Linked DNA regions of Homo sapiens: region 1 is linked to region 2. Evidence: chromatin loops called from intact Hi-C (ENCODE). Cell type or tissue: Caco-2. All regions are shown on one strand. Each heading gives the region's core, and the rest is flanking DNA. Links, peaks and the distances in the headings are about the cores only. Region 1 has its middle 47 kb from the start of NTPCR. Region 2 overlaps LOC101927711 (a long non-coding RNA gene).

Region 1 (10,837 bases), core at 1,566-9,565, 72 kb before region 2:
GCTCTCTACTTTATGAATTAACAGGATTTATGCTTGATGTGGCAGATTTCTTTCTTTCTTTCTTTCTTTCTTTCTTTCTTTCTTTCTTTCTTTCTTTCTTTCTTTCTGTGCTGTCTTTCTTTCTGTGCTGTCTTTCTTTCTGTGCTGTCAAGGCGTGTCTTTAGAGGAAGACTTCATTCAACTTAATAACCCAAGTCAGCCAGTTTTCACGGAATGCCATGGGCCCCACACTTCTAGCCCAGAGTCTCAGCTAACAGCAGGTGCCCCCACCCAGCACCATCACGTTTTTTATGCAGCACAGGTAAATGCCCCCAGGAGCAGCAACTCTCACTGACATTCTCTCCTGCACTTTACCACTCAACCAGCGCATGCCCAGGTCACCTGGGTGTCAGGAACAGTCAAAGTAGCCCCCCATTGTGCTTGGAGGGCCATTGCCTTTGACACAAAAAAAAAAGGAGGAAAAGAAACATAAAGCTGGATGACTGCTCCCCATTTTGCCCCTGGTTGGTTATATTGCAGGGTAGAAGGCTTCACTTTATATTTTAAAGAAAAATAAAACTTTAACTGCTTCCTATATTAAAACCTCTATGACAAATTTAGTCAGAGACTTAAAAAGCACCATTTAAAAAAATAGACTATAGGGATGTGATCCATGTCGGAACCTACTTACCACTGCTGGCTACCATCCAGAAAACATGAAACAGTGTCCAAATTACATTTTTAGAAAAGGCTATCCTTGATAATATATAATATATCCTTTTATTCATTATTGAGACCCAAAGTTTAAGGCATTTGAGAATGTTTCTTTTAAGTAACAGAGCAAGGGGGATGGAGAGAAAGAAAGAGAGAGGAGAAAATGTAAGTTAATCTGTTTGGGGCAAAAGCTTTTTAGAAGCTCTGCAAAGAAAAAATACGAAGATAATAAAATAGCTGTTGGAAAAGAAATTCATTTTGATTGATTATAAATTACTCATTTGCTAATAAAATAGCTACACTGTAGCTGCCATTATGATTGCTACTATTAAAAGGAAATACTTAACTTGTAGGCACTATTATTACCAGTTAAAGGTTTCTGCTTTTTTTCTTAAGTCAAATAACAAAAGCATGGAAGGAGCAAATTAAAGTACCAGAAAAAGGAAAATCCAATTTGTAACTAAATTTTCCACAGGATGATTCTTTTCCCAGCCCCTTACTTCTTCTTCTTCTTCTTCTTCTTTTTTTTTTTTTTTTTTTTTTAGTATGTTTCTTCCACCCAGGTTTGTTCCAAATTAAATTCTGGTTTTTATCCATTTAAATGCAGATTCCTGAAAAGCAAATAATATGACATTAACAAAGAAGAAGAAACCCTGGCCCCGAAATTACCTAGTGAAATTGTCTTTGCTCAGGTGTGCGGGGTATTGGAGGTGTAATAACACTGAATAGAACAACTCCATCATACCTCTCCACGGCTGCTTTAGTGAGAATTGGTTGGATGTTAACTTGGGACTTTACCACGGCAAAGCAAAACCCTGTCAACAAGCACAGGCAGTGTGCAGTTCCCTCACACACACCTTGTGCCATTCAGCGCTGGGTTTTCACTGCCTCTGCAAGAATCTGCCATGCCTGGGGTAGATGTTGGGTGGAGACGTGGAGGTGATTGACAAGTCCCTAATTCCCAGAATTTCACAGTGAAGAAGGGAAGATCGATGTGTGTGCGAATGACCATAAATAGCGATACAAATTTTAAGGGAAATGAGGGTGCAATGAGGGAGAGAGAGATTGTGATGGGCCCCACCGGTGGAGGAGGCACAATTTGAAAAGAGCTTTGAGATGTTACAGGGTCTTTGACAAGCACAGGTGCTCAAGATGGAAATGTAGCCCTTCTGTGATAACTACATTTTCTAACCCTGAGCAGGTGTATATGTGGGGGAAGGGTGCCTAAGGATCTGTCAACTGAAAAATGGTGATGTTCATAAATCAGGCAATTTATTTCTCATAAAGGGCTGCAGCCTGCAGGGTGGCCACCCTGACAGGCTGGGAAGCAGAGCCTCCGGCCAGGCCAGCGCGGGCCAGCCTGACACTGTGAGGAAGGGACAAAGGGAACAGAAATTTATGCTGAGTGGGATGCCCAAATATACGTATTTAATAAGCTCTAGGAAGAGTCATGAATATCTATGGGAGGAGAAACATGCACGTGAGCGTTTTGAGCTTTATGCCCCTTCATGGGTCCCAGATACAAAAAATAGCAGCATTAACATGACCTGAGGGAGGAGTGGGCCCTCTGATGTCAAAAAGTGAAGCAGAGAGCACAAAAACATGTACTGTGGTGCATTCTTCATAGACTAGCCAGAACCATTCCCTGGCCAGTGGTCTCTTACCAGTCAAAAAAGGAGAGGTAGCATCTGGCAGTTTGTCAATATCAGTGGTGGAGTCCTTGGAAAAGACTTGTTTCTGTGAAGCCCTTGGAGAAGAAAGCCTAACTGTGGTTAGTAAGGGAGCGGGTAAAACAAGTGTCTGAGCCTCCATCCACCATGGCAGAGAACTCAGTTTTCAAGGTTACTCTGGGGTTCTCTTGGCTAGGAGATAGTCCATTTGGTCATTTGAGGGGCTTCAAATTTTATTTTTAGTTCACGGATTACTTGATTTAGTAGCCCAATTACATCAAAATTCTATCCCTGTCTCCTCTCTGCGGCCCTTGATCCAGTAGCTATATGGCTGCAGCTATTCCAGACATCATATCTAGACCCAACAGCTGATGAAAAAGAGCTACGGTCTCCTCTGGAAGTGCTTTCTTAGGAGACAGAAACCCCTGGAGATCTTTATCTCATTTCTTATTGTTGAGGCTGGAGTCACATGTCCCCTCCTGAATCAACCCTAGCAACAGGAAATGACATCATTGTCCTCAAACCCAACTGGCTCTTCTGTGGAGCTAGTGGTGGAATCTGCACCTCCTGAGGCAGGAGGCTGAGCAGGGAATGGATAGACACCTGAGCACAATTGAGGCTCTGACTGCAAGGAAGAAAGAGAAAATACGTGTTCTGTTTGCAACCAGTAGTATCTACTAATAGGCAAATTATGACCATTTGACTTGGAAATAGGAATATCCATTCTGTCATTGAGATCAGTGGTTCCCAAATTCAGCTTCCTCTGATTCAGTTCAAGACTCATGACAGAAGATGCTGACTCAGCAGGTCTGAGTGTAACTGAGCACAGCCTCGGCTGCTTGCTGCTTCCAAAGCCAATAACAAGGATGAAGTGCAGTGAAAGGAAAGTGACTTTAGTTCCAAAGCTAGCACTGGGAGTAGGGAAATGGCCAAGGCTCATGCTCTAAAGGAACCACTTCAAAAGTTTGGGCTGAGTACAGGGGTTTAAAAAGGGAACTTTGATATAGGAGGCATGCAGGGGTTGTGTGGGGGTATAGGGGATGTATGTCTTGTTTCAATGCCTATCTTGAGTTATGGTCCACCTGGAGCATAGGCTGGTGCCATCTCAACAATGGACAGCCTTTAGAGTGTCCAATCTTCAAGTGGGGGAGAATTCCACAATGGGGCTTTTACACCTGATTTGTTTCAAATTTGCCCGTGGAATTTCTTAACAAGCATAGAGTTAGATAAATGTGCATGGTATGAGTTTAACAAGCATACAGTTAGATAAATGTGCATGGGGTAAAAGAGTGTATGGTAGAAAAGGGAAGAGAGGGGAATTTCAAAGTAAATTTCAACGCTATGTGTTAAAACTAAGGGAAGAAAAGGTTTCTGTAATTTGCTTCCAGGTTTCATCTTGAGACTAGGGAGAAAGGAGAAAAAGAAGAAGAAAGAAGTTTAAGGATGTGTTTTGAAGCTAACCTTCTGGATTGCATGAGAAGGGCTCAGAAGTCTGCTGCCTGGGTCCATGCTCACTCAAGGGCTTTGTATGCTAACAGAATGATGTGGTGGAATGACTCAGCTCTCCTCACTGCCACTACTAACTGCAACGTGAACTCACTCAGCACACAACATGCATGAGCTGGTCTGTGCAGATACTGCACAGGTGCTGGGGCTGAAGCAGAGGCACTAATGGGCCTGGGTTTCCAGGGAAACTTATGCCCAGTGAGAAGTCCTTAGCCTCAATAAAATGAGATTCTACTAGAAGAGATTTATCAGTCAAGAATGGGTTTGAAAGCAAGTATCAAAAAGCCTGACACCAGTGCTTTGAATACAGAGGGATAGTCCTTATTTTACTTACCCCATAAATGTGGAAGGAGGACATGCAAAGCTGGTGCAGTTAGTCATAAGTGCCATCAAGCACCTGGGCACACTGACATCCAAGTGATCCCATGTAGCCGAGGAAGCATGGTCTCCCAGCAGGGCAGTGCCCAGAGGACAGAGTACAGTCCTTACTTGCCACTGTCCCCAGGGCGGGGCAGTGGGATCCTTTCCGCAGTGGCTATGTCCAGGTCACACCCCACTTCTTATCAACGTCTAAAGGAGCTTGATACCTTGATATTCTACAAACAGCAAAATGGCCAGGAATGTAGAACATCTCACCATGGACTAAAATATATGTAGCTTACTCTAGTATAATATAATATGAATATCAGCATGCATATATATGTGTTTAGGACTATGTATAGTGAGTTCAGTCATTAATTTTATTATGGTTTTAGAGGTTTAAGTTAAAGAAGCTCTCAAGCTATTAATTATATACCCCTACATAGATGTCTGGGCACATACAATAAATCACAACATGATTTTAGAATAAGCCTACCTCCTTCTATAGTAGTAAGGAACAGATTCAATTGCAAGCACAGCAAAACTCCAAATAAAAATAACTTAAATTTAAGACAGAATTTTTTTCTCTCACTCACTTAAACCTGGAAATAGACAGTCCAGATCTGGTATGTTTCCTCTACTTCCTAAAATCCTCAGGGACCCAGACTTGTTCTATTTTGTCACTTTATCAGCTCTGGGCCTTGATCCCAAAGGCGCTGCATGGTCCAATGTGGCTGCTCCAGCTCCAGTCATCGCATCACCAGCTCATTTCAGACAGCAAGAGCAAGGAAAGGAGAATAAGGTAATGCCCTTGTAAACCAAAAGTAACATTCTAAGCCCACCAACCAACTGATGGATCCCTCTCTCAGCTAAGGGCATTCCAAAGTAAACCTGAAAAGGTAGTTCAGGCCATGATGGGCAGTGGGAGTCAGGCATGCATCATTATACCCTCCTCCCTTTGGAATTCAGGCAGAACTGACCAGCATTATCATTAAAAGATATCTTAAGACTGACAAAACAGACTCTTTGTGGCAATAAGATACCAAATTCCAACCTAACTCTAGCATAACATCATATAACACAGAACAGGCCCTGAAAGAAATCACAGTATTTTACCCCAAAATACATTTCTTTGACATATTTTGCAATGGCCCTGCAAAGCTGTCTCTTGTGAAGAAAATGTGCATTCTGTAGAGAATCTCTTTCCCTTTCCAGGTCTTTTCCCTGATCCAGGAAAGAGTTAACCAAGAGTCTGGCCCCTTTTAGATCTGATAAGAGCACTGAAGCCTGCTACCTGGAGGCTTCATCATAAGAACCTTGATCTCCACACCCTCTTATCTTAACCCAGACACTCCTTTCTATTGCTTCCAGATTTTTAGATAATAACTTAACTCTTCCAACCAATTGCGAATCAGAAAATCTTTAAATCCATCTATGACCAGGAAGTCTCCCCTGCCCCCCGACCCCCTTCCCATTTCGAGCCAATGTACACCTTATATGTACTGATTGATGTTTGCCTGTAACTTCGGTTCTCTTAAATGGTACAATCAAGCTGTAAACCAACCACCTTGGGTACATGTTCTCAGGACCTCCTGGGGCTGTGTCATGGGTCATGGTCCTCACATTTGGCTCAGAATAAATCTCTTCAAATATTTTACAGAGTTTGACTCTTTACACTGGTACCCCAGCATTTTAAGGACCCTTTCCAGAAGTTTCCCACTACTCTTGTTGTAGCCCATTGGCTGAAATGCAATCATATAACCACACTAAGCTGTATGGGACAGGAGAGAATTAACTCTGGGTGAAACTGCCATTGCAAAATTATATCTGAGAAGGTGAAAAAGAGATCTGACCTAACCAACTCCATCTTGCTTCTAACCTCCAAGGTGCCCTTATTCATTCCTGGGTGTAGACTCAACTAACTTTGGGAGGAATTTAGTTTATAGTTTATAGCGTAAAACAAAGAAGATAACAGCCCTTTCCCAAAACAAACTCCCTTCTTGGCTCGGGACTAAACTGCCTTTGTAGAACTAACAAATTAGCCAAAAGATTATGGTTTAGGACTCATGCAGCTGGAGACTACAAGATTCTGACCCTTCTCAAATTGTTCCTGGGGATAACATCACTATTGTAAAGCCTCAGATCAGTGCTTGAGATACTTTGCAGATCCTGCACTTGGGGGATCAGCTGGCACCACCCAGGTCAATAAACGGGCTCATCTGATCTTGTGGGACCCTCCCAGGAACTGACTCAGTGTAAGACAGCTTCGACTACCTATGATTTCATCTCTGACCTGACCAGTCAGCACTCCTTACCCACTGGTTGCCCCCTACCCACCAAGTTATTCTTGAAACCGCCAATCCCCGAATGCTCAGGGAGACTGATATGAGTAATAATAAAACTCCCGTCTCCCATACAGCCAGCTCTGTGTGAATTACTCTGTCTCTATGCAATTCATCTGTCTTGATAAATCGGCTATGTCCAGGCAGTGGGCAAAGTGAGCCCGTTGGGCGGTTACATGGGTAGCCATATAGGCCAGGCTAAAATAGACAAGGACAGCTAGCAGGCTCAGCCTTCCCTCCTTGCTGAGGAATCACTGAGACCTCAAGCAAGAAGTGAGAAAGTCCAGTCCAGTCCTTTCAAGATCCTATTTCTCCTCAACCCGGGCCTGTGTCCCAGTGAATCTTCTCTGTGTTCTCTGGGACAAACCTGTCCCTGCAAGTAGGCACTGAAATGATATTTTCCTATATTTTCCAGAGAGAGGGGTGTGGGGGCTGTGGTATTTTTAAGTGACATGTTGCAGCCCCTACTTCACCATTAGAGGCATGCAGATTATAATGGATGGGCTGAGCTGGCTTGAAGGACCCTAGGAAGGGCAGACGCTGGTGACTTCTATTCCTAAATTAGCAGTGTAAAGTCAGTGCAATCCTGCCATTTAAGAGGATTTGCCTTTCTCGGTGCATCTCCCTAAAGTGAAAGCTGCAGGTGCTTATTATCAGGACTTGGCTTCCTGCTTTCGTTCTGTGCATTCTTTCTCTTTGCATAGTTTTAACAGTTGAGAAAGTGACATGGCCTGCTCTGGCATTTGACAGAAAGAGAGCAGATTCTAGGTCAGAGCACTTGAAAACGGCTCTCCCACTTTGCTGAAGCCTTGGGCTGTGACACTTGGCTGGCCCATACAATGAAATATGCCTTAACATCCTGTGAGTTTGATCTTCAATTAGTACCTGTGCATTATGTATCAATTATATGACCTCCTCCTAGCCCTCCCTTAGCTTTCTAGAATTAGCAGGGCAGACCTGGAATTCCACAGGGAACTAAAAAGGACACTGTCGCAAATAAGGAAATAGATCAAATTTCTAAGTTTAGCAGCGACTTCGCCTTCACACAGAGATTCCCAGAACGCCAAGCCTCGGTGCCAGTTTCTGCGGCCCGTGTCCTCTCCTTTGAAGTTCATGTACTACGCATAGCAAGGCTGGCAGCTCACACTATTTGTAGATGGGTGATAGAAACATTACCTATCCCTGCTTCCTTCTTGCTTTCCAACCACGAAATGGGGTGGGCTAGACCTCAGGGAGGCAGCTCCAGGAACTTCACCCCTGGCTCAGTTTCCAGAAATAATTGTAGTGAGCGCCCTAACCCCTCAGGGGCTGCATTCTAAATGGCTCCTAATATGCATGCCTGGGGCACAGATTCAGTCTCCTCCAGGCTGGAGGGGAGTGGAGAGTTCTGAATCCTAGCTCCTGTAAATTGATGTTAAGTTCTGTAAGAAAACCCTTTTTCCTCTCTATAATTTTTACCGGGCAAAGGAAAAACGCCCTAGTCATTCCATAAAGCCTAGATTTCCCCAAGAGATTTAAACTCTGTTTTGTTTGTTTGTTTGTTTTTCAGAGCACAGTTATTATGCTGCTGCATTTCTGTATAGAAATGCCTCACGGATCTATTTCTTGCATTTCCCAGGCTTATATGTTGATTCCCTGAAAACCATATCAAACAACTTTTACTTCAGCTCTTGCCACCAGAATTATTTCTTGGTATGTTAATCAGATTTTCTGAACCCTAAATCACGGCTCATTATCTAATGCATGTTCAGAAAATAAATGACTTAAATTATGACCGACCTTGAAAATCTGGTACATTTAGTTGACAAGTCCCTAGGTCCAGCTAGCCAAGTCCGTGTTTTTGGGTCGTCTGCCCTGTGGCATGAATAATAGCAACATTTATGTGCTTTCTATGTTCCAGGTACTGGGCTAAATGCTTCAAAGACACTCCTCAAAAGGGCTTTGACAGAAATGTTGTTCCTGGCTTGGGAGATGCAGTGCAGAATGGCTTTTCACATGCCATGGCCCATTCCCTTGCCTTCCTCCACCATAATGGAGGAGCAAGGAGAACAGCCTTCCCATCCTTCCTTGCAGCTGGGGATGACCATGTGACAGATTCTGACCAATGAGATACAAGCTGAAGTTTCTTCTCCTCTGGAGAAAATAACAAAGCCTTATTCAGAAGGATTGGTCTTGTCTGCCTTCTACCTGCCTGGAACTCAGACACAAAGCCCAGAGGAGCAGCATGAGGAAGAAAGTTCTTTAGAAAAGGAATTTAGAAAGAACCTGAGTCCTTGATCTCTCTCCTGAGCCATTCCACCAGCCCTGGACTTTAGACCCCCAGACACCTGGTTGTGTGAGATGAATATCATCCTTTTTAGTTAAGTTTGGTAGTTGAATGCTCCGTAACTTACAGCCATGTACTAGCAAATGCATAGCTCTTTGTCATGTAAGTGTCACAGGATCCTTCGGGCGTTGCCTTTCCAACCAGATACCTCTGTGGCCTTTACCCAAGTTTTGCTAGGGCCCACTGGACTCATTCTGCCCACTTAGCTTGGCAGGCTGCACCCAGCTCATGCTACCAGCCCAGATGCCATGCCTGCCAAGGGTGAGCCAGGTGGTGTGGTGCTGCAAGGGGTGTGTGAGTAAATGATCACAGGGTCTGGCCACTGTGCACAGCCAGGCACGTTGGCTGCGGCAGGGAAGGCAGCTCCAGGTGCAGGTGCCTGACTCCCTGAGAGGCTGCAGCTGGACCAGGTGTACCACAAGTGGCTTCCACTGCAGGCACTGGGGAACAGAGTGGCACCCGCAAGCTTGGAGATGCCAGGAACTGCAGAGCCCCAAAGAGGGTATTACAGCCCTGGCTCGGGGAGCTCCTAGGTCTGGGCTCCCCAAGGGGCTGCAGCTCTTCTCTCCTTCTCTCCCTTTTGCCCACAACATGGTGAGCAGGGGGTGTGTTTCAGCCCTGTTGTGTTGTTGTGTTACAGCTCTCTCAGTCCCGCCATTCAGCAGGTCATAAGTTCTTGTCTGACATCCAAGAAGAATGAGGTGTGCAGAGAACTGTACTGTGAGCAAGGTGAAGAAGTGCTTTATTGAATGACAGTACAGCTCTCAGGTGACCCAAAGTGGGTAGCTCCTATCTGCAGGCAGCTCATCCCGACAAGTGTGCAGCCCTCAGCAGAGAAGAGACCTGGAGTGGGTAGCTCCTTTCCTCAGGCAAGTCATCACAATGAGTGCAGCCCTCAGCAGATCAGCAGAGAGGAGACCCACAGTGGGTAGCTCCTATCTGCAGGCAGGTTGTCCCGACATCTCCCTGAGTCTGACTGAGTCCAGCTGAGTCCAAGGATTTTTATGGGTTCAGAAGGGAGAAAGTGCATGCTGATTGGTCTGTGGGTGGCCCAGAAAAAGCACCAGAGGTTTTCATTCCCGACTGTGGACTCCACATGGAATTGGCAGCCTAGCCCCCAGGCTTCAGGCCCTCCCTGTTTGAAGGTGGGCTTCACCAGAGACCTGCCCTTTTCTGCCCAGAAACCTGTCTGCCTCCTGCCACCATCTACATGTCACCCATGGTGCCCAGGCTGTTCATGCTGAGGAGTGCCTGCAGGCCCACACAAAACCACCCTCAACACCCCCTCGGCCTCCCTCCTGTGCTCCTCAGTGCCCAAAGTCCAGAGGGGGCTGAGGCAGCTGGGAGCTGGTGTATCAGCACTACCTCAAGTGCACACACACCTGGTCAGTGGTGACAGCACCCAGGCTCAGCCACAACTTTGCTCCAAAATTGGAGTGGGCGCCGGGAGTGGGGAGAGGCCAAGCAGTAGGAGCAGGCACTTCCAAGCCTGCGGGAGCAGGGGGCCTTCCCGGGTGCCCCAGAGCACAGGGATGCCCAGGTCCACAGCTGCAGCTGGGAGGCTGCAGCTATGCCCAGGAGGGTGAGGCTCCCACCCCTTCAACTCAGAAGAGGGCATGGCTCCCACCTGTTGCTGGCTCTGGATGGCTCCATGGAGTGCGCAGCCCTAGCTGTGCCTCCCCCATTGCAACCAGCGTCTTCACAGCGGCCACCCCAGATGGGCCACCCCTGCCATGATAAGGAGTCTAGGGCAACATAGGTTATGTCAGATAGGTTATGTCACTTGTTCAGTGCCACTCAGCCTACCAGTGGTAATGCTGGTGTACACTGAAGAAAATGACTTAGGTAAGTCTCAATCAGTTTAGAGGTTCATTTTGCCAAGGTTGGGAATGCGCCCAGGAAATGGAGACACAAGCCGCAGACAGTAGGACCTATGGCCT
Region 2 (10,837 bases), core at 1,057-9,056:
AGCTCCTTGAAGGCAGAAGCTACAACTTTGTAGCTCCAGGATGTGGAACAGTGTGGCTTATAGCAGGAGCTGAAAATTCATTTAAGTCAAGGAGGAGAGCAGAGCATCCAGGGTCAGCAGGTGAGGCCATGGGATACATCCAAGTGAGACAGGAGAAGGGAAAGAATCATTTCTAAAGGAAGTTATTCTTAGGCTGATGGGAAAATATGCCTTTAGAGAAAGTACAATCACAAAAGTAGTCTAATAGGTGTTATTATGGAGGCCATAAAAATAAAGTATTTGAAATAAAACAGATTAAGGAAGAGAAGAATGCTCATTAAGGGTCAGAAGGGATAGAAGAGAAGACTCAAAAATGTCAAGCCAGCTGGGTGTGGTGGCTCACACTTGTAATCTCAGAGCTTTCACAGATGGGAGGATTGCTTGAGCCCAGGAGTTTGAGACCAGCTTGGGCAACACAGTGAGACCTCATCTCAAAAATCTTAGCCAGGCATGGTGGCATAGTCCCAGCTACTAGGGAGGCTGAGACAGGAGGATCTTTTGAGCCTGGGAGGTCAAAGCTGCAGTGAGCTATGATTGTGCCACTGCACTCCAGCCTGGAAAGCTAAAGTTAACTGAAAACATACAAAAATTAAACAAACAAACAAAAGAACAACAACAACGACAAAAAAAAAAAAAACCTCTATCTCAGTAAAGCAAAAGAAACATGAACAACATTTTTAAACACTTCGTATTTTAGGCAACACTAGAATGTGTAGAAAGTCCTGGAATTTTGTCAAGAATGTGACAGACGGAGATTGGGACAATGTCAACGAACAGCTGTCACTGATGAACTACTACTGTATTTCTATATTCCTGAACTGTATCCATCCTTACAATCACTGATCCACGGAATAAAACCCGGTGGTAAAGAATGTCACAGAAGGTAGAGCAGGGCTCTTTTATGCTCAAGGCTTGGGTCTAAAACTGACAGAAAGGAGCCTCCAGTTCCCTGCACTCCCAAAGAATTGCAAACAGTGGAGCTGGTGTCATCTACAGGAGGGCTCTCTGAGAGATATTCCAATCAATTCTGCTCCCCTCACTGAACCTCCATTCTACCATGCTCCTCCACAATCAACATGAGCAGAAAACTCAGAGTGGGATGAGGAGGAGGATGATGGGAGAGAGAGGAGAAACATCCATGGCTTCGTGAAGACAGCTGGGCTTTCTCTCTCTCCTCACCATGGAATAGTTCCTCCAGCTCCTAGGTCAAACCAAATGGGGACATGCTGTAGGACATGCAGTGTCAAACCTTCATAACAGACTGAGAAGGAGACTCTAAAAGAAAATGATATTTACTTGGGAATGGCTTTGCAATGGAAATACACGTGCCAGAGTAAACTATGCAGATCATCAGGAAGGTTGAGGCAAGGGACAGTTTTTGAAGGCAAAATGAAAAGAATTACATAAGTTGTTTTGAATCAATTATCCTTGGCTGTAAGGATCAATAACAAGGGTGGTGTCAGTCCAAGGTTGGACAAGCAGTTGCTGGACAGATGTCCTTGCAGAAGTATTTTCTCTGTAAGGTTTTGGTGGCCTTTGTGCAAGGTTGTGCTTTTTTGCAGAGTTTGTTTGTGATAGTTCTTATTATCAGGCATACAAGCTTGAGAAATCCCCCATTATGGCCTTTCCCAGTTCCAGTTGTCACAAGTGACTCTATTTTGATTCTGACAACTTTCACATCAGCCTGTGGGCCAAATCCAGCCCACCATCTATTTTTGTAAATAAAGTTTTATTGGAATCACTTCTCGGCCTTTTGGCTAAGACCAAGTGCAGAGTTTTATTGGAACACAGCCATGCCCATTCATTTTCATATTGTCTGTGGCTGCTGTCTCACTACAACTTCAAAGCTGAATAGTCAAAACAGAGACCATATGGCTCACAAAGCTGAAAATGTTTACTAACCGTTCCTTCACAAAAAACGTTTTCTGACCTCTATTCTAGAAAAGTTACCTACAGAGACTACTGGTGCCAGAAAAAGGGAGAGATTGGCTTCCATTCTGGGTTGGAGCAGTAAGTTGGTGATAAGATCAAAATGTTCAGCTGGACCATTTATAAAATGGGGCTGAAAGGTCATTAAGAAGCATGAAAGCAGAATTTGGCAAAGCACAGATGAATACAGGGATTGGAAGAAATAAAATCATTTGAGATTTAAAGCCCACCCACCCATCTCTTCCCTCCAGGAATTTAGACTGTGAACTCTTTGGATGCATTAGATTTGGTTTTATTGAATAATTTATTATACATTTTTATTTATTTCCTTTACTAATTTTTTTAGGAGTACTCTTATTGGGTTGAGCAAAACTTGCTTTTATTTATAAACTAGAAATATTCTGTCTCTGTATGCCTAACTTTATCAATTTTGAGTTTGCAGATGCCCAATATCTGGGACCTAGGAAACAAAATGGGCTGAGCAAAATTCTAAGCTTCAATTTTAAAAGCTAAGATTTGCTTAAAAAGAATTTCTGCAATGCTTCAAAACAATAATAGTGTGTCCTTCGTCACCAAATGCTGTACAGAATGTTAAATTTTACCTGGCTTCTGCCAAGCGTTCTTAGAACAAGCATTTATTATAGATTAGTTTTATTTTACATTAATGGGTGTCTAGGAGAGGGAGGTAATAGCACTTGAGGCAATTTTGTTTTACTATGAAAATTATTTAAGCCTTTAGAAGACGAAATTCAGGGAAATGTACTGTCTTCTCAAAAAATATGTGTTTATAACCCCAAATACAGGAAAAGCTTTTTGAGGAAAGTCATTTTGCTTTGCAAAACAGATTTTCAAACTATTAAGCAAGATAAAAGGTCACATTGACCGTTTGTTTTAGATAATTCATTCATTCCTGGCCAGGATTTTATAAGATTAAAAGAGTGTGCTTCTGAAACAGAAAAAAAAGGACCACAGCATTTATAAACTAGGAGGTCCCTAAATGCTGGAGATTATTCTGATTCCAGAGGGAGCATTAAGGCAGCAATGTAAACATGTTGCTGGTAAGTGAAATTACATTTCAAGCTCTACGCCTTGCCACTCCAAACCTAAATAAATGAATAAAAATTTTCTTCTAACTTGAGATATTTTTCATAGTTACTTCCTAATGTTATTTTAAAATAGCATCAAAAGCTGAAATTCAGTAAATAATATTCTGATCATGCTGTTTACTCAGCAAAAGAGAAGAATTGCCAGAAATCAAGTGCCATCCACATGTCAACTAAGGTCCCTCTGTCCCTTGGAGACCTAGCTAAAAATGACTGCAGTCGTCTATTCCGTGGCCTTTGAGAGGCTTCCTTCACCACCCACCATGGTCAACCTTACCTCTCACCCCCATTTTGCAAACTCCTCTGACTTTACTTCCTCTTGCTTCTCTCTGTTGGTCTTCCATATCTGCATGTGTTTCTTAGTTTGGTTCGACTCAGTCCAGATATACAGCCTAGCCCCACCACAGTCTGAAAAAAAGCACCACTCGCCTTGTACATGAGCTCAACAACTTTACTAAAAATCTGGAGAGCAGCGAGGAGTACCAGGACAGAACACGTGATTTTCCACTATCTCTTGGCTTCTACCCTCCACTCTTTATGTTTCTTTCTTGTCCCTCCCACCTCCACATGCCACAAAGCAAACTGCAAAGTCATCCTCCTGTCACCTACGAAAGTTCTATCTTACCACCTTTGAATTACAGTTTCACAAACAACTACAGTTTTCTCCAAAAGTATTCTGATAATTGAAATGTTCTGTCTTATTAAAATAGCATGAAGCATGTTCTTGTAAGTTTTGGAGACTGAAAAACAGAATCAGTTATCTGTCTTCAGCAGCAAAATGTCAAATAAATTAAATTGATAAACATCATTGACTTTTACAAAGCCCACCTGTACAATGCTGTGTAATGTCTGGAACTCCAGTGATATTCTTTCCTTTAAAAGTTGGAGCCTATACTTACCTGGGAGGGGAGATACCATGATCCATGATCACAAAGATGGTTTTCCCAGGGCAAGGCTCATCCATTGCACTCCAAATGTGCTGACCACTGCAATTTCCTCAAATGTAGGAAACTCAATTGCATAATGTGTGGCAGTGGGAGACTGCGTTCATGCTTTCCCTTGTTTAAAAAAAAAAAAAAAAGTTGGAGCGTAATTCTCTCCATCCTCCCAAAGTGGGCTGGACTTAATAACTTGCTTCAAATGAATACATTGTTTTGGAAGTGATTCCATGTGACATCCAAGGCTATGTCATAAAAAGGACAGCTTTTCTCTGGCTCTTTCTCTGGGGTAGGCTAGTTGCCATGTTGTGAGAACACCCAAGCAGCCCAATGGAGAAGCCCCAGGATAGACAGCGTAGCATGGAGAAGAACCAACTTGCCAGCTATGGGAATGGACCACCTTGAGTCCTCCAGTTGCAGCCAGGTCTTCAGTTGATTTCAGCCATGGCTGATATCTTGACTGCAAACCACCCAACTAAGCTGTTCCTAAATTCTTGACCCACAGAAACTGTGAGAATAATAAATGCTTGTTGTTGTTTTAAGCCACTAAATTCAGGGGTAGTTTACAGAACAATATATAACTAAAACATGTAGATACTAATACAACTTTCTTGGAAAAACAATTAGTTTTTATAAATGAATGAATGTGTGAACATTCAAATCAGAGCATTACCAGAGAAAGAGAATTAGTTAACTAGGGGATCATTTCTTCTAGTGATGCTTTCCTGACTTCCCCAGAGCTGTGCTTCAAAACTTTCACCTGTGGATGGATCATCCCGGGACTCAACTGTAAATGAAGATTCTGATTCAACAGGTCTGAGAATCTGCATTTTTAGCAAGACTCCAGGTAATGTCAACACTACTGGCTGATGGCTTTTTGTCATGGCACTTACCATGGACTCCATTCATCCTAACACCTGGTGTTCAAGGTTATAGGTGACTTTGTGTCAGAGGCACTGGTGGTACTGAACTTTCCCCAAGTCCTGTGCCTCTTGAAAACAGGGGAGATTACAAAACTAGCCCTTCCCAACACACACCTTCAGTGTTCCAAAACATGACTTCTTGCAAGGAATTCCCCTTCCCCATAAGATTTAGATAAAACCCACCGATGACCTCCTTGTTTACCTATGACAAGGTCAGACACGGACCTTCCAATTCCCATTCTGTGTCTCATGAATGATTAGCCATTGGTCCCCACTGGCCAGTGTGGACAAAATGCCATCAATGTGACTTGACCAAACTCTGCTCAGGCTCCTCACCTTCCCCCAGGCCCCTGGACTTTGGTCCTTTCTTGCATGTAGGAATGCAGAACAGCCTCTCTATAAGACCTGCTCCAGAGAATGCAATGGCCACAAACAGAGACTGAGCCACTGTTTGATCATGCCACTGCCTCATCCCACTCCCCCACATGCTTCTTGGTAGGCTTCTCTACTCCTTATGAAAGAAAGACCTTTTTCTGCTGACCTCAGAGATGCACACTGATCCCATGGTTATGGCACTCTCTGCATTGCTATAGTCTCCTTCCCTAATGCTGCAGTTTCCTTTCCTAGAGCAAGAGTCTCCCCACCCTTGTTGCAATAATCCTTTTGCATATCATCTCTCCTTACCTGAGGTCAATTTATTTTCTCTTTGCTTTTCTTTTTTTTGAGACGGAGTCTTGCTCTGTCGCCCAGGCTGGAGTGCAGTGGTGCAATCTCGGCTCACTGCAACCTCTACCACCCAGGTTCAAGCAATTCTCCTGCCTCAGTCTCCTAAGTAGCTGGAATTGCAGGTGTGTACCACCAGGCCCGGCTAATTTTTGTATTTTTAGTAGAGACCTGGTCACCATGTTGACCAGGCTGGCCTCGAACTCCTGACCTCAGGTGATCCACCTGCCTCGGCTTCCCAAAGTGCTGGGATAACAGGCTTGAGCCATCTTGCCCTGCCCCATTATGCTTTGAGGGATTTACTTCTTTGGGTTTGAGATGTAGATCCCTTGAAAATCTAGAATCTCTTGTCTGAATCTACAGTAAGAACTGCTTTTCCCACATGATTATAATCACCTTCTTAATTATCTGTGTCTCACAGTAGATTGTAAACGGGGACAACAGGGACTGTGTCTGACTTATTTCTCATGTTCCCCTAGACTTTTACAAAGCATTCATGTGGTTAAGTGCTGTATATGTGCTGAACAAGTGAATGATTATTAGAAATATTGATGGTAGGTGCCATGTTTTGAGATGCTGGAATATTTTAAAATGTGCAATTTACCTACATTGTTTAGGAAATGAATATAGATAAATTTAGCCTAGTCATTTGACCATATATCTCTCCAAATTGTCCTTTCAGTAAGAAGTCTCATATTCAAAATGGGGTATTTGGATAATCAGCATCTAAGCTTTGTTTCCATTGTGAATGAGTCTCCACTAAGCATGGCCTATGTCTCTGAAATAAAAGTCCTTCAAACCACAGGATCTCAGCACTAGAAAAATATTAAGAGAAAAATTTGAAAGAAATTTCCTAAACACAGTGCTAGGAACAGTCAATCACAGGAGAAATCTTTTCCCACTGAGCAGTATATTGCTATCAGAACCTGGGAAATAATAAGCAAAGTACATTTAAATGGAAAAAATTACTCCTTTCAATAACTCTAGCTTTCGAAGTATGTATAGAAAGAAATTCAGAGCTAATGGATCAACTTTAGTGAGCCTAAGCAAAAACCAATTTGGAAAACCCACACTTCAATTAACCTGAAATGAAAACTGGGGTGACAGAAAAAAAGATACAGCTAATAGAAGACATTAAATTAGTGCTTTTCTTGACCCAAGAGACAAAAGAAGAAATAAATTTATCATGATTTACCTTTCACATAGAGGAAAAAAATCTGAATACTTTCCAAAATATTAATTTGTTTCCAAAGTGCTTAATGATTAGGTATATTCCTTTTTTTTTTTTTTTTTTGCAGCTATTGTAAAAGGGGTTGAGTTACTGATTTTTGTGGGCTTTTTTTGTTGTTTTGTTGTTGTTGTTGTTTTGAGATGGAGCCTCGCTCTGTTACCCAGGCTGGAGTGCAGTGGCACGATCTCAGCTCACTGCAACCTCTGCCTCCCGGGTTCAAGTGATTCTCCTGCCTCAGCCTCCCAAGTAGCTGCGATTACAGGCACGCCATCACAGCCCCGCTAATTTTTGTATTTTTAGTAGAGACAGGGTTTCACCGTGTTGGCCAGACTGGTCTCAAACTCCTGACCTCAGGTGATCTGCTCACCTCAGCCTCCCAAAGTGCTGAGATTACAGGCATGAGAGACAATGCCCGGCCTGAGTTGTTGATTTCATTCTCAGCTTGGTCGCTGTTGGTGTATAGAAGAGCTACTGATTTGTGTACATTGATTTTGTATCCAGAAACTTTGCAGAATTATTTTATCAGTTCCAGGAGCTTTCTGAAGGAGCCTTTAGGGTTTTCTAGCTAAACAATCATATCATCGGCAAACAGCAACAGTTTGACTTCCTCTTTACCAATTTGGATGCCCTTTTTTTCTTTCTCTTGTCTGATTGCTCTGGCTAGGACTTCTAGTACTATGTTGAAGAGGAGTGGTGACAGTGGGCATCTTTAAGGAAAACTACAAAACACTGCTGAAAGAAATCATAGACAACACAAACAAATGGAAACACACCCCAAGCTCATGCTCGTGGATAGGTAGAATCAATATTGTGAAACGGACCATACTGCCAAAAGCAATCTACAATTCAATGCAATTCCCCTCCAAATATCACTATCATTCTTCACAGAATTAGAAAAAAAAAATCCTAAAATTCATATGGAACCAAAAAAGAGCCCGCACAGCCAAAGCAAGATTAAGCAAAAAGAACAAATCTGGAGACATCACATTACCTGATTTCAAAGTATACTATAAGGCCATAGTCACCAAAACAGTATCATACTGGCATAAAAATAGGCACATAGACCAATGGAACAGAATAGAGAACCAAGAAATAAACCCTAATACTTACAGCCAACTGATCTTCAACAAAGTAAACAAAAACGTAAAGTAGGGGAAAGACACCCTATTCAACAAATGATGCTGGGAAAAATGGCAAGTCACATGTGGAAGAATGAAACTGGATCCACATCTCTTAGGTTATACAAAAATCAACTCAAGATGGATCAGGAATTTAAATCTAAGACCTGAAACTATAAAACTTCTAGAGACAACATAGGAAAAACTCTTCTAGACATTGGCTTAGGCAAGGATTTCATGACCAAGAACCCATTTAAGCAAATGCAGTAAAAACAAAGATAAATAGTTTAGACTTAATTAAACCAAAGAGCATTTGCACAGCAAAAGGAACAGTCAGCAGAGTAAACAGACAACCCACAGAGTGGGAGAAAATCTTCACAATCCATACACCTGACAAAGGACTAATACCCAGAATCTACAATGAACTCAAACAAATTAGCAAGAAAAAACCAAACAGTCCCATCAAAAAGTGGGCTAAGGACATGAATAGACATTTCTCAGAAGAGGATATACAAATGGCCAACAAACATATGAAAAAATGCTCGACATCACTAATAATCAGGGAAATGCAAATCAAAACCACGATGCGATACCACCTTACTCCTGGAAGAATGGCCATAACCAAAAAATCAAAAAATAGGCCTGGCATGGTGGCCCACACCTGTAATCCCAGCACTTTGGGAAGCCGAGGTGGGTGGATCACCTGAGGTCAGGAATTTGAGACTAGCCTGACCAATATGGTGAAACTCTTTCCTGTCTCTACTAAAAAATACAAAAATTAGGCAGGCATGGTGGTGCACGCCTGTAATTCCAGCTACTCAGGAGACTGAGGAAGGAGAATTGCTTGAACCTGGGACGCGGAGGTTGCAGTGAGCCGAGATTGTGCCACTGCACTCCAGCCTGGGCAACAGAGCAAGACTCTGTCTCAAAAACAAAACAAAACAAAAAAATAAATAAATAAATAATAGATGTTGGCATGGATGCAGTGAACAGGGAACACTTCTACACTGTTGGTGGGAATGTAAACTAGTACAATCACTATGGAAAACAGTGTGGAGATTCCTTAAAGAACTAAAAGTAGATCTACCATTTGATCCAGCAATCTCACTGCTGGGTATCTACCAAGAGGAAAAGAAGTCACTATATGAAAAAGATACTTGTGCATGCATGTTTATAGCAGCACAATTTGCAATTGCAAAACCGTGGAACCAACTAAAATGCCCATCCCATCAATCAATGAATGGATAAAGAAACTGTGAGATATATATAGATACACATACACACACACATACACACACACACACGATGGAATACTACTCAGCCATAAAAAGGAATGAGTTAATGGCATTCACAGTGACCTGGATGAGTTTGGAGGCTATTATTCTAAGTGAAGTAACTCAAGAATGGAAAAACAAACATCATATGTTCTCACTCATGTGTGTAGGCTAAGCTATGAGGATGCAAAGGCATAAGAAAGACACAATGGATTTTGGAGACTCAGGGGGAAAGGGTTGGAAGGAGGTGAGGGATAAAAGATCACAAATTGGGTGCAGTGTATACTGCTTGGGTGATAGGTGTGCCAAAATCTCACAAATCACCACCGTAGAACTTATTCATGTAACCAAGCACCACCTGTTGTCCAATAACCTGTGGAAATAATTTTTTTTAGAAAGAAAGGGTGCTTAATGAGACTTTTGGTCTACTTACTGATCTAAAGAAAACATATGGTGGTAAATGGTTTGAAAACACAGCTCAAATTATTTTCTCCCTGCATCTATGCCCTTTTGCAGTGTGAGTTTGTAGCTCCTGGCAACAGAGGTGTAGTTTTTTGTTTTGTGTGCGTGTGTTTTTCCCCACCCATTGTATCTCAACTAGCCTTGTGACTTACTTTGACAAGCAGAATGAAGCGCATGGGATATTGTGTCAGTTCCAAGTCTAGTATCAAGAGGCTTTGCACATTCTGTTCATTCTCCTGGAACCATGCCACTACCATTAAACCAGCTTGGACTTTTTCTGATGATGCTGGGAGCCATGTGGAAGAAAACCAAGGTGCCCCAGCTTGCTCACAGCCAGTTCTGGAAGCAAAAGTATCTGGCCTGCCTGCAGCAAGCCGAAGACTCACTAGTGAGCCCAGGCAACACAGACCAAGTCAGAACCACTTGGCTGACTTGAGTAATGAATCATTGCCTTAAGTTTTTGGGTGTTTTTCCAGTTCACTCATAAAAAAGATTCACTCATTAATTGTCAAAGAAATTAAAACTAAACCAGCAAAGTCGGACCATTTATTGTCTAATAGATGGATGAAAATAAACAAGGATGTTCATTCACAGAGTTTGTAATTATATGGAAAGCTGGAAGGTGCAACTTTTTTAGAAGACAATTTGGCAATATGTATTAAATTTTCAAATGTGCCAGCTATTACTCTTCTTGGATAGTATTCTAAAAAAAATTATATAAATATGTGATGATTTATTAACCTCATTTATAACACTAATGTTAGAGAATCAATGTGAATGTTCTTCAACAAGCGATGTGTTTTTAAAAAATATTATGGTATATCCATGCAACGGAGTACTGAGCACTCATTCAAAATGATATTTATTTATGCTGACATGGAAAGACTGCCACACTATTGTCACTGTTATTAAATGATGATTAGAATAATAGGATATTTCTATTTTTTGACATTTAACAAAAAAACTATGAATAGAAAGTATTTAGAACAATATGCTTTGAAATATCAGCTATTATTTCTAGGAATGAGATTATAAGTGATTTCCATTTTCTGTTTATACATCTGAATAACTTAATTCTATTGATTGATTAATTGATT

What was found. Peaks named below come from ENCODE experiments on the same cell type or tissue, not always from the same donor. Only the 100,000 strongest peaks of a DNase experiment are listed, where the experiment ranks them.
Region 1: a loop joins it to region 2, with 7 times the contacts of the local background. A loop is called at or near these places in 1 of 110 quality-filtered maps.

The regions. Positions count from the first base shown.
Region 1 is chr1:232,897,848-232,908,684 of GRCh38, reverse strand. It overlaps a transcript of LOC101927711 not described here. Among named protein-coding and RNA genes, the nearest start is that of NTPCR, 47 kb to the left of the region's middle. In Caco-2, for the core only: no CTCF peak of the experiment used is centred there; a DNase peak (open chromatin) is centred at 5,634.
Region 2 is chr1:232,825,313-232,836,149 of GRCh38, reverse strand. It overlaps LOC101927711 (a long non-coding RNA gene), which reads right to left. Exons shown (of 6, transcript XR_949278.3): 3 at 3,971-4,129. It also overlaps the pseudogene RNU1-74P. Among named protein-coding and RNA genes, the nearest start is that of MAP10, 25 kb to the right of the region's middle. In Caco-2, for the core only: no CTCF peak of the experiment used is centred there; a DNase peak (open chromatin) is centred at 5,289.